Regions from separate parts of the Homo sapiens genome. Here region 2 is linked to region 1. The links are chromatin loops, found by intact Hi-C in ENCODE. Cell type or tissue: Calu3. All regions are shown on one strand. Links, peaks and the distances in the headings refer to the core of each region. The heading gives the core; the rest is flanking DNA.

Evidence for each region. Hi-C counts contacts between places; a loop is a spot of excess contacts. Peaks named below come from ENCODE experiments on the same cell type or tissue, not always from the same donor. Only the 100,000 strongest peaks of a DNase experiment are listed, where the experiment ranks them.
Region 2: a loop joins it to region 1, with 3 times the contacts of the local background. A loop is called at or near these places in 2 of 110 quality-filtered maps.

The regions. Positions count from the first base shown.
Region 1 is chr7:12,798,566-12,804,530 of GRCh38, forward strand. No RefSeq gene overlaps it. Among named protein-coding and RNA genes, the nearest start is that of ARL4A, 110 kb to the left of the region's middle. In Calu3, for the core only: no CTCF peak of the experiment used is centred there; a DNase peak (open chromatin) is centred at 2,856.
Region 2 is chr7:12,645,551-12,651,515 of GRCh38, forward strand. It overlaps SCIN (scinderin), which reads left to right. Exons shown (of 16, transcript NM_001112706.3): 14 at 3,917-3,994. Among named protein-coding and RNA genes, the nearest start is that of ARL4A, 39 kb to the right of the region's middle. In Calu3, for the core only: no CTCF peak of the experiment used is centred there; DNase peaks (open chromatin) are centred at 2,381 and 4,731.

The DNA.
Region 1 (5,965 bases), core at 290-5,289:
GAAAGTGTATTTTTAAGGAAGCAGTAGTAGATATTTTCAGTATGCTTTGTTTTGTGAAAAACTGGAATTATCAACTGTATAGAAGTAGAATTACTCTGGAATATTTAAATGGACAAGAAAAATTTCAAACAATATAAAATATATCAATCTTATTAAAGACAGCATATCCTGATGGGAGATAGAATTATAATTTGACTAAGAGATTACAAGGTAGTGAAACAATTTCAGTTTTCTTTAATTGTGGGAGACATGAAAATATCTTGTTATTCAAAGAAATGCTATGACATAATTAAAATACACATTATTATATACGTTAATGCACCAAAGCATTAAAATGTCAAAGTAATAGTCACACACACATAAGATTGTATATATCCCATTCTCCAAGATGTGTGGTACACTTCAAGGATAGGCTCCAGTCCATCAAAAATAGTGTGGCAAATCTGAAAATTATGTCATCTGAGATAAGCTTTCTTGAGGAAATTCATTCTTCAATGTCCCTTGATTCTAACTTAATGCTGGCACCTCATGTTATTGTCCTCAGTTTACTCATGGCTCTGCTTCCAATTTGAGGATTAGCTCTCTGGGTTCTTTTGGCAGTTCTTCTTGGACTGGTAGCATAACCATGCCTCCTTTGGGCTTCTCCCCAGGGATTTAGGCTTCTATTTCCTCCCTGCTCTATCTCTATACACCTGCACATACGTATCTGTGTGCTGGCCTTCATGGCAGCTTTAGTCGAGTAAGGTCCAGACTTACCCCATTTTTGTTTTAAACTCAGAGGGATGAACCAGAAAAATCATACTCCTTTCTCAATCCTGGGTCTACTTCCACTACTTATCTTCATTTCTCTTGTTTGGCTGTCTAAATGCATGTTTCTAAGGAGACATGGGGGAGGTGTGGAGAATATATTTGTATATTTATGTGTTTTGGAGGACCAATTATATAATTCAGTCATTTCAAAGAGAGATGTTATTCTGCCAGTTACCAGTTAGTTCCTACCCAACTTTTAAAACCCACTTAGGTCTTCTTAAACTGTTCAAATGTAAATAGTAGAGCATTAGGATCAGGAAAAGTATAGAAATATATCCAAGCAGAGGAGTTTGCTCGTTTTCAGAAGAATAAAATATGATTATCATTGTTGTACATATATATCTTGTTGGACACACTTTTTTTAATACCTATTTCATACATCAGAGGAAATGATATTTGATTTGCAAAAAAACACACCCATATGTCAATGAAAATGAAAATTCAGAGTCACAAATTTGGTCAAAGAGATACAGTAGTCAGTGCTTTTAAAGATTTTAAAAGTGGTCTTCAAGCAAAATCTGACACAAAAACTAAAAATGTGGAGCTGCTTTGATGGTGATCATGGTTGCGGGGTGGCAGGGGGATTGAGAGAAGACCTAATTGCCACCTCCAGTAATGGCAGCTAAGTCACCCCTTCAGAGAGCTGAATCCTCTTCAGATTGTCACTTGAAAACTGTATTAATCCAACCTTTTCATTTAACAGAAAAGGAATCTGAGGCATAGGGTTTAAGTGACATCACCAGAAATTCCCAGGTAATTTGTGGCAGAGACTTCTTAAATCCTACATTCCTCATTAACAGACTAGGAGTTCTTGCATCAAGACACATCAATATATGTACATATTGATCATAATATAAATATTGCATATTATTATGTACTATGATTTGTATGAATTTTATGGAGAAACAGTGTTTTCAAACTGTCTCTCAGTTTCCAAACAATTTGCAAACTGTTGATTTCTGAACCATATGAGTAATTTAAAGTAGCCTAGCCCATCCAGATATTTGATCAAAAATACTCCAGGATCTAGAGTCTCATTTACTGTAGTTCTGAATTAAATCATTCCATGGATGGTAAAGAAAATATAAATAGCTCCAAAGATCTTCTACATTTCTTCAAAGCTTAAGTTGGCTGCTGCTTGGCAATTTTAAGCTGATAAAGAATAAAGGCCACCCTATTTTAAGCTTTTTATCCAGTTAGCTGTTTGAAATGATTTCACAGTTCAGGCAGGGAGGCGAGCTGGGTAAACGTATCGTTCACAAATAAGTTCTGTAGAATCCAGTGTGGAAATGGAAGAAGGTAGAAGAATGTTTGGCCTTATGACAACTGTGGAATTTGAGTCAAAAATAAAAGTATGCTGGTAATTCCCCATTGCTCAGGGAGTGCCTGCCCAACCCTGGAAGTTATTTCTTTGTGTTCTGTTTTTAGAGGTTTCTAGCTCTGTTCTAAAAAAGAAAATATTGAATGCCATAGTAGGGCACTGAGTCCATCTTGAAGAAGAAGAAGAGCATAACTCTGTAATCTTTCTTGCTAGTCACTTCCAGTTGCTTTTTTTTGCCTCTGGGAAAAAAATGACAGATGCATGGATTTTCTTGCTTGTGGAATGGTTTCTTGCTTGCAGACTCCTTAAAGCAGAGAGGACACATTCATATTTGGGTTCCACGTTGTTGGTTCTCTGTGCAAATTAATTCTCAAGTCTAATAGCATATTCCCTTTATGATTTCTATGAAATCGTTATCCCTGCCTTGATTCACTGACTCATTTTATGCTATCAAGATGTAAACTCTTTGAGAAGAACATCCTCCTATCTGAGTATGCAGGTTTAATTTTACTGTCACAGCACACGTGTACAAAGTCAGATACAACCGGGAGAGTCATCGGCCCTCAAGATAGTCATTAGTCCATTGCAGGTAAGAGTAGGGCAAGATGGGAGGCAGTTGAAATTATTATTAGGGGTGAGGTATTGCATCACTGCAGACATTATAAAATGCTTCCTATGTGGAAGGGTGTAAACCTAAGGTGCAAAGTCCATGGACACTGAAAAGTGGCTGGGCTGGTTTAACAAGATGGGGCAGTGGGAGGAATGCACAGATTGTATTTAATCTCTCCTTTTATTTCCATTTCTCCCTAGATATCAACTCTTTCCTAACTATCCCAGTCCTTTCACCTTTAGGAATTTCCCTTTTATATTCTACCTGATAGACATTGGACTCCGGACGACCAATTCTCCCCTTTTATATCTTTAGTTAACTCTTACCTGCCCTGTCCTCTGCCAGGAAAGTATTAAACTATTTTGGGTTAAAGTGCTCAAGTGCAGCAGTGCTGAAGTATAAGCTGAATAGGCTTTAGAATCAGGCAGGCCTGGGTTCTATGATTTCCCTTGTATTTCCTATGTGGCTTTAGGCAAGTTATTTGAACTATCTGAGTTTCAAATTATCAGTAAAACATGGATAATAATGTATAGCTAATAGAGTCATTTTGAAGATTAAGTGAGATAAGATATGTAAAGGAGCTAGTATTCAAAAACTTAGTTTCTTTTTTTCCTTTCCATTTTACTACCAATACTATCCAAAATTTATAGATTATCAGAAGTTTTAAATATCTGAAGTATCTAATGGTGGAAATTTTGAACATGAAAGACATCAATGAAGTGATTTCCAAGGAAAATTCCTTTCTGAGAGCTTTTCAATGATGTATTTGAGTCTGTTTGTGTGTTAAGGAGTATGTGTAGGCACAGAGAGTATGTTGACTATCTTCTGATTAAGACTTCATTTTTCCATGCTTGCCTTTGCCCCAGGATGATGACTCATTTATAATCTTTATCACCTGGCTCCTGCACCCTCTGGCTTTTAATTAGGCTGAGCCTTTAGAGAACCACTGCGAAAGATCTAGATGTTTTTATTTCCCTTGATAGCTTATGGGAAGTTTGCCTAAGGTGGCACTGCTGCTTGAGGCAATCAAGGTTCCCATGTCCTCCTGCTTCCTGGTGTGCTGGAAAACAGAGGAAGGAAAGAGACTCTGCCAGATCCCCTAGGGCTGCTGTGCTCTCCTTGGAAGGTCGCTTACCCTTTCAAGGTGAACTTCTCCACATGGCTCTCTCCCAGTTTCAATAACTTCTTCCCTGTGTCCTTTTGGACTTAGGGGTGTTAACTCCTTACCAACTTAGCATTCTTACACTACCCATTGTGATTCTCCTACACCCACACCTCTGTAAATAGTCTTTTTGTAAATACATCCTACTCAAGTTATCCTGATTTGAGTGTGCTATCTGTTCTGTATTGGAATCCTGATTTATACACAACATAAACAGAGTGGAATCAAAGAAGAGGACTCATTCCTGTAATGCAAGTTAACAAGGTTAGTAAGTCAGGCTTCCAAAATTTATTATGTTTTCTAGGACATGTTTTGATTTGAGGTGTGTCTGAATAACAATCATCATTGTTTAAACCTCCTGTATGATCTTGCTGAATGCTTAATGAATGTTACTTGGAAGGCAGGATCCAAAATCATGGGAGAAAGATGAGAAAATAGCCACAGGAGGAAAACAGATGTATGGAGTGCACTTTCATGAAGATATTCAAATACAGTTGTTGAAATAAATTTGCATTTTTTTAAACAATTGTGCTCTTAATTATGATGAATTTCTCTTCAATTTTTCTGACCTCAGTGCTTTATCTGGGTTATAGAGTTTCCTTAAACCCCTTAGTCTGCATACTGGAAAAGTCGCACTTCAGACTACTGGAAACTAAACAAATAGTAGGAAGACATCATCTGCTAATTCTATGAGTCCTCTTCTTCCTGTTGCATCTGGCTCTTTTAGATTTGGTTTTGAAGAGACTTGATGAGGCAAGATTAGACAGAAGAAGAAATTTCATGAACATTTAGGAGCCCAGAATGATGGTGGCATTGATGTAAGGCCATACCAGGTGTGGTCTCTTTTTGGCCCAATCTTAAAAACCCAGCCTTCAGACAGAACTTATTTTTTTTAATATATATGAAAATGGAGTCCAAACAAGAAACTTTTATTAGGCTAAAGAAGAATTCTTATTTTTTAACTCTCTTGGCATTTTTATTTAACAAAAGACTAAAGAATGTGGCAAAGCAACATTGAAAATACCAATTTTTCCTCTTCCCAAGGCTTGTAAACTTTAATTTGAACTTTAAATACCTTTTCTACTTCATATTACTCATTTGACAGCAATTGTTTTAAGATACGGATTCGTCTTTCCTGGCCATCTTCTATTTGTTTAACATAATAATATACTTAAACCATGCATGTTTCACAGAGAATTGGCAAGATTTTAGATATCTGCCGTTTGATTGGTGCTGCATTAACCTAGAGTATAACAAGCCCGGTGATGGATGTACAAGTGTCTACACTCATTAAACTTTGTATTTGCAGAGCAAATAAGTGCAGTTATGACACATATGTGAACACAGACGGACAGAATTCGCTTTTTTACTGTGTGGCCAGTAATACAAAATAATTCAAAGAGAAAAGATTCGTTTCTACATGGCTCCTCAGAAATGTTTGTTTTATATTATAACATAATATGTGTTAAAACAGGATGATCTCAGCCACTGTTTTTTTTTAACTGAGTATTTATTTCCCAAAACTATTTGCTTACCTTCTCACAAAATAATTCTCAATCTTACATTTACTGGGGAAGAGCTAATTATTTCCTTTACTTGATTTAAGAAAAATCTTTTATGTAGACATATTATATCCTGATGTTTAAAAAATCCATTAACAAGGTCTTTAACAAGAACCTATATATTTTGGACTTCAGGTGGACATTTTGTAGTACACAGAAATTTGACTTAAATATTTGGTGTTAATCTGGGTTGTACTAGGAACAAAGTGATCCATGGGAAGGGGTATATCAGTTTTTGTTGTTGTTGTTGTTGTTGTTGTTTTAAACTTAAGCTCGTACTTTATAACAAGAGGATTTTCTGTCAGTTTAGTTTTGTTTTTTAAGACAGGGTCACTCTGTCACCCGGGAGTGCAGTGGCGTGATCATGGCTCATTGCAGTGACCTAGAAGCGATCCTCCCACCTCAGCCTCCTGAGTAGCTGGGACAGCAGGCATGCACCACCACACCTGGCTGATTTTTGTACTTTTTGTAGAGATGGGATTTTGCCTTGTTGCCTAGGC
Region 2 (5,965 bases), core at 298-5,297, 150 kb before region 1:
GTGTTGTGGGAGTTTGTTGTACAGATTATTTCATCACCCAGGTATTAAGCCTAGTATCCATTAGTTATTTTTCCTGATCGTCTCCCTCATCCCACCTTCCACCTTTCGATAGGCCCCCAGTGTGTGTTGTTCCTCTCTATGTGTCCGTGTGTTCTCATCATTTAGGTCCCACTTATAAGTGAGAACCTGCAGTATTTGGTTTTCTGTTCCTTACACAGGGTATTTTAAGGATTAATGATATAATTAATGTGAAAGCATTAATGTTGTGATGTCCTATATAGATTAAGCTGTTCTTAAAAGTACTAGCTACTTTACACCTGTGTGAGCATGCAGTTGCTGTATGAATATATATGTGGCTAGATGTGTTAATTTAATAATTTGGCATTTTCTGTGGGCAGCAATCATTATTTCTGATCAAACTATGTAAATTTTACATGTCAATTTCCCAGCGGAGTAAAAATTTTCACCATATTGACTGAATTAAAAATATTATGGAAATATTATGATCATTGGGCAAAAATCACAGAAAGCTATATATGCAGTTACAAATTAACTGATATCAACAGGAATGTTTTATTTCATAGTCATTTACAAGCTTTGACTTCCAGTCCAGTCAGAAGTAAAATTAGAAGTATGTGTATGCATGTCTTAGTTCAAGCTCCTATCACAAAAATACCATTGACTGTGTGGTTTAAACCACAAACATTTATTTTTCATGGTTCTGAAGGCTGAGAAGTCCAAGATTAAGGCAACAGCAGATCTGATGTCTGGTGAGGGACCACTGTCTAGCCTTCTTGTGTCCTCACATGGCCAAGAGAGCAAGCTCTAGTCGTGTTCTTTCCTTATAAAGACAGACACTAAGCAGGGGCACTGTACCCTCATGGCCTCATCTGAACCTAATTACCTCCCAAAGGCCCCACCTCCTACTACCATGCCATTGGAGGCTAGGGGTTTAGCATAGGAATTCTGGAGGCAAACAAACATCCAATACAAAAGAATACAGGAGTGATTTTACACTAGGCTCTGAAATATCATCCTGAACCACAGCCTCTCACCTAAATTTCAAAAAAAAAAGTTATACTTTCTCTGTTTGACGTGCTAAGTTTTTGGTAAATTTTTCATTTAAAGAATGAATTCTTCTTTTATATAAAATTTGATCCACAGATTTTGGTCAACATGCCCTAGTGAATAAATGCAAACTTCATTTTTCAACACAGGAAAGAAAATTTCCCACGTATTTTGTCAGATATTTTGATTACTAGAAATAAAATTATTTGAGATGAAGTGGTTCAAGTCTCCCTTGAAGGTTATAAATGATTTGACCTACAAGTTAAAGATTTAAACAGTGCATTGAGATAAATATTTGGTTGCTGTATACCACAATTTGCTCACCTACTTTACAGGAAATCCCTGAACTTGCTATATTTTATAGATTTGTCATCAGAAAAATCTGCTGTTTTATTGTTTTGACTTGATATTGCATCCAAGCAACTTATTTTTCAGCATATGCTCCTATAATTTCTTATTAGAATTATTTATTAACATTGCTATAAATTAGTTGTTTGTTTCCAAGAAAAATGTATTTTACAAAAATAAGTACCTAGGCTTTGTTCTCAGTGTGTTTAAAGAAAAAAGATCTGTTAGTCTTTGGCTTTTTGTTATGCGTATATATTAGCCTTTAAGAGAAATATACATTTCCTCTGCACCAACTCATTTTCTTGTTTGATATTTGGAACCCCTTCTGCTCCCTTTATAGTTTAAGGCAAAGGATTGTTGCTAACAAATCTTTGATCTTATAATTACTATCAGAAAGTAGGCTTTACACGTGTAGATTCCTACAAGGCAGCTACAAGGCAGCAGAGCTTATTAACTAAAAGCACAGCTTTTAGAACCAATCTGCCCATGTGCTGTCACTTATCTGGTGGTAGTACTTGCTGGCTGTGTGACTTTAGGCTGGTTACTGAGCCTGTCTGGGCTGTAGTTGTCTCAACTCTAAAATGGTGGTAATCTTAGTACCTACTTCATAGAGCTGTGAATATTAACTTAGCTGTTGCATATAAAACATTAGAACAGTGCTGACGTCAAGTTAAGTGCTAAAGTTTTTCTTTTTAAAATGATTATGTGATTGGTGTATGTCCTCTAAAAAGATAATATAAACAAATCCTTTGCCTTCTAAATGGTCAAGGTTTTTTGTTTTGTTTATTTTGTATAACAATCTCAAAATCTCATCAGATTAGAACAAACATGAATTGTCATGCTCAGATGTCTGCAGGCTGCCAGGAACTAGGTTTATCTATGCTGGGCGCATGTTTTGAGTTTATACATATTTTTCCAGTGACAAAGTCAAGGACACAAAAAGGCCCTTGCTGAGTCACCTTTGCTAATATGACATGGCCAACGCCCCAGTCAGCTCCATAGCACCGCAAAGTCACATGCCAGAGGGAGTGAATAAAGAATGGGGAACCATAATCCAAACTCCTGCGTAAGGATCAGGGGGGTTTTCACTCAGAATTCTCTAAAAATACTGAACTTTAGATTAATACATGCCCATTGGTATGTATTACCAATGGGTGGATGAAGCTAACCCTTCCATTACCCTTTAATGCTAACTATAATTTAACACAATTTAACCCATTAAAAATAAAAAAAATTTTGTACATGCAAATATTATGTTATAATGTCATCTTATTGAAATTTTTTGATTTATTAAAATGACTAGGCCTATTGACTTTTTCTCTCTCTCTCTTTTTTTTTTTTTTTTTCTGAGACGGAGTCTCATTCTGTTGCCCAGGCTGGAGTGCAATGGCACGGTCTTGACTCACTGCAACCTCCACCTCCCAGGTTCAAGCAATTCTCCTACATCAGCCTCCCAAGTAGCTGGAACTACAGGCACCTGCCACCACACCTGGCTAATGTTTGTATTTTTAGTAGAGACAGAGTTTCACCATGTTGGCCAGGCTGGTCTTGAACTCCTGACCTCGTGATCCACCCAACTCAGCCTCCCAAAGTGCTGGGATTACAGGCATGAGCCACCACGCCCAGCCCTATTGACTTTTTAAAAGTAATCCTAACCTACAAAATGAAAGATAATTTAATACTCAGACCATAAACTCAAATGTTTTTAGGAACTAGATAGGCAACATAAATCTGTGAAACAACTATTCATAAAGGACTGGAAGTACAGAGGATTGTGAGCAAATTGACTATATATGTGGGCATTCAAATGTGTCAACCCTAAGGATGAGATTTAGAAAATACGCTTAAATATATAGTTTATTGAGATGCAAGGCTTGAGGATAGCCACCCAGAAAACGCTGACTCCAAATGAATGGGGTCAGCATTTTAAAGTGGAGGAGTTAAAGTTTCACTGACAATAGGCAGAAACAGAGAAATTTTAGCAGGATTATGTAATTTTTTATATAAGACCAGTGTATACTGACAGTGATTTGATTGGTTACAGATTGCTATGAATACATTCCAAGGAAGAGTACTTTCTTACTCTGTGAGGAGTGGTGATATGAGGGGGGTCTTATCTCTGGCACTCTTTGGTCTTCCTAATTATTTGCAGAAAAAAAGACAAAAGCTCGAGTGCATGCCTCAAGACTCAGGCCACACAGCCGCATTCCTCTCAAAGTTCAGAATAATTTAAGGTTCCACCAGCTTTATATTTGACTTATTTAATTTCACAAATGCAATGTTTATATTAAATACTGTTCTGGCCAAATAAAATACTACTAGTTTGTGATGCCAAATCAATGAACAATTATTTAAATTTTTATTACGTGAAAAAGAAGAAAAAAATTACCACCAAATTTTATTTTCACTATACTCAAAAAAAATACAGGGCATTTCTATCCTATGTATTAGAAAAATTACTGCTTTACTTTTTGCTCATATAGCTTTTTATACCTTTCAGATTGAAGAGATTCCAGGAGAGTTCACCCAGGATGATTTAGCTGAAGATGATGTCATGTTACTAGATGCTTGGGAACAGGTAAAACTACATTTTGTTCATAAGAAGAGAATGCATTTTTGGTTGGGAGATGACAGAACTTGATCTGAGAAATGGTAAGTCTAGATATAAATGAGCCTAGAGATTTAGGCTGTATTTAAAAAACACACACACACATTTGGTAAAAAATGAAACTAACACATATGGCAAGTTGATTTCTTAGTATGAAAATAATTCCAGAGCTACCATCTTTGGCTTTACAGTTGTAGGCAAAAAACTTTTATTTTTCATTTATTTGTAAAAGTTACTCATTCCTAATTTGTTTATAATTCATTTAACTAACAAGTGCATTCGTGTGTACAGTGTCATGGGGGTACAATGCCATTGAGGAAACCGACATATTCAAAGTTTCTTTTGAAATTTGACAAGAAGTCATGGGTAGCCCTCCCCTGGGGAAGAAACAGGCAGAATAGTTTTGAATCTACACAGTAAAATATGTTCCTGTTTTATTTATCTTAATTTTCAAGGAAATTAGTGGTGATTTGACGTGCCACATCTGATAGGTTTTTAACCTCTAAATTAACGGTGAAAGAGAAAAGTAAATATATTATGAACTAAATTATATAGAACAAGTGTGAAATGCTTATCTGAATTAGGCCTAGTCGTAGAGTCAAGCACAGAGATTGTTCCTTTTAAGTTTGTTCCCAATTAATAAACCATTCAGTTATATCACACCCTAGCTTCTGATCTACAATGACCATGTTTGACTTGAGGGCCCAGGCTCAGATTCTTGCCAAGTGAATGGATTACTTATTTCTAGATGAGAATTAAATCTCCAGGTCAATAAAACATTCTTGTGTATTTAAGAATTAAAGAAGAATTACACTTCCTTATTCAGATATATATTTAATTTTTCTCATTTGCAGTCAACTCCTGTTTCTGTAATCATGGGTACTTTTTGGAAGATTTCCCATGCCACATTTCATTTTTTAAAATCATGCCTTTTATTTACATTACCATGCTTTCATGGTTTGTTCTGTTCCCTGCACACAAATGTTTCAGCACTTTCAGTATGAAATAGAACACAATCTAAATGTAAGTGACCGAAATTGCTCTGCCACAAGTGATTTTAAAGTGATTTCAAAAATAAGGTAATTCAGGACATTTTTTTCAGCATTCAAGTACCCCCACCCACACACTTGACAAGGAGGAGGATATATACAGATTGTATAATTATATCAATTTTTTAAAAAACACATTGCTATTTAAATACTAAACATTATAGCATTTGTACCAACATCTTATAGGGAGGGCAAGCTACTAGAGGAGAAAAACACTAACCTTAAATCAAAGGTTCCTAGAGGGAGTCTGGGATCACCCACAGACAAGCTCTACACGTGGTCTACATGTGGTCTCTTCCAGCCAAGATCCACCTCTAGGAAATGGGGATAATGACTGTGTAAGGGCCAAGGGAAAATTTCCCCTTCACTGTCCACAGGTTCACATAAAAATCAGTTGATAAAGGGCAGATTAATAGGAGAAAAGGCATACAAATATATTAATGTTCACAGGAGTCATACAGAATGCAAGAACTAAATAAATGGCTGGATGGTTGATGCTTTTCTACCATTTTGAAGTTACAGAAAGAATGGGGGATTGCAGGATGGCAAAACTGGTTATGGGAGGGAGAGAAGAGGCCTGGCTAGGAAAGATGGTCTTGTTATGGATAAAACCTCACATAAAGTATAGATGGTAAATGTTTCTTTCAGACCTTTAAGAGTGTGATACTCTCAGTTAATCTTCCCTAGATCCCGAAAAGGGAGGGCCTCAAAGAAAGTCCGGCTGCACCACTGCAGATTCTCTACAGATGCAGATCTTCCCCTACAAAAGGCAGATTTGCAGGGCTATTTCTGTTTGCAAGTCCTCTGAACAGCCATCTCGAAATATGTCAAAGAAGTGTATTCGGAGGTGAAATATTTTGGTTTCCTTCGACTGCTGTCACACCCTAGGGGG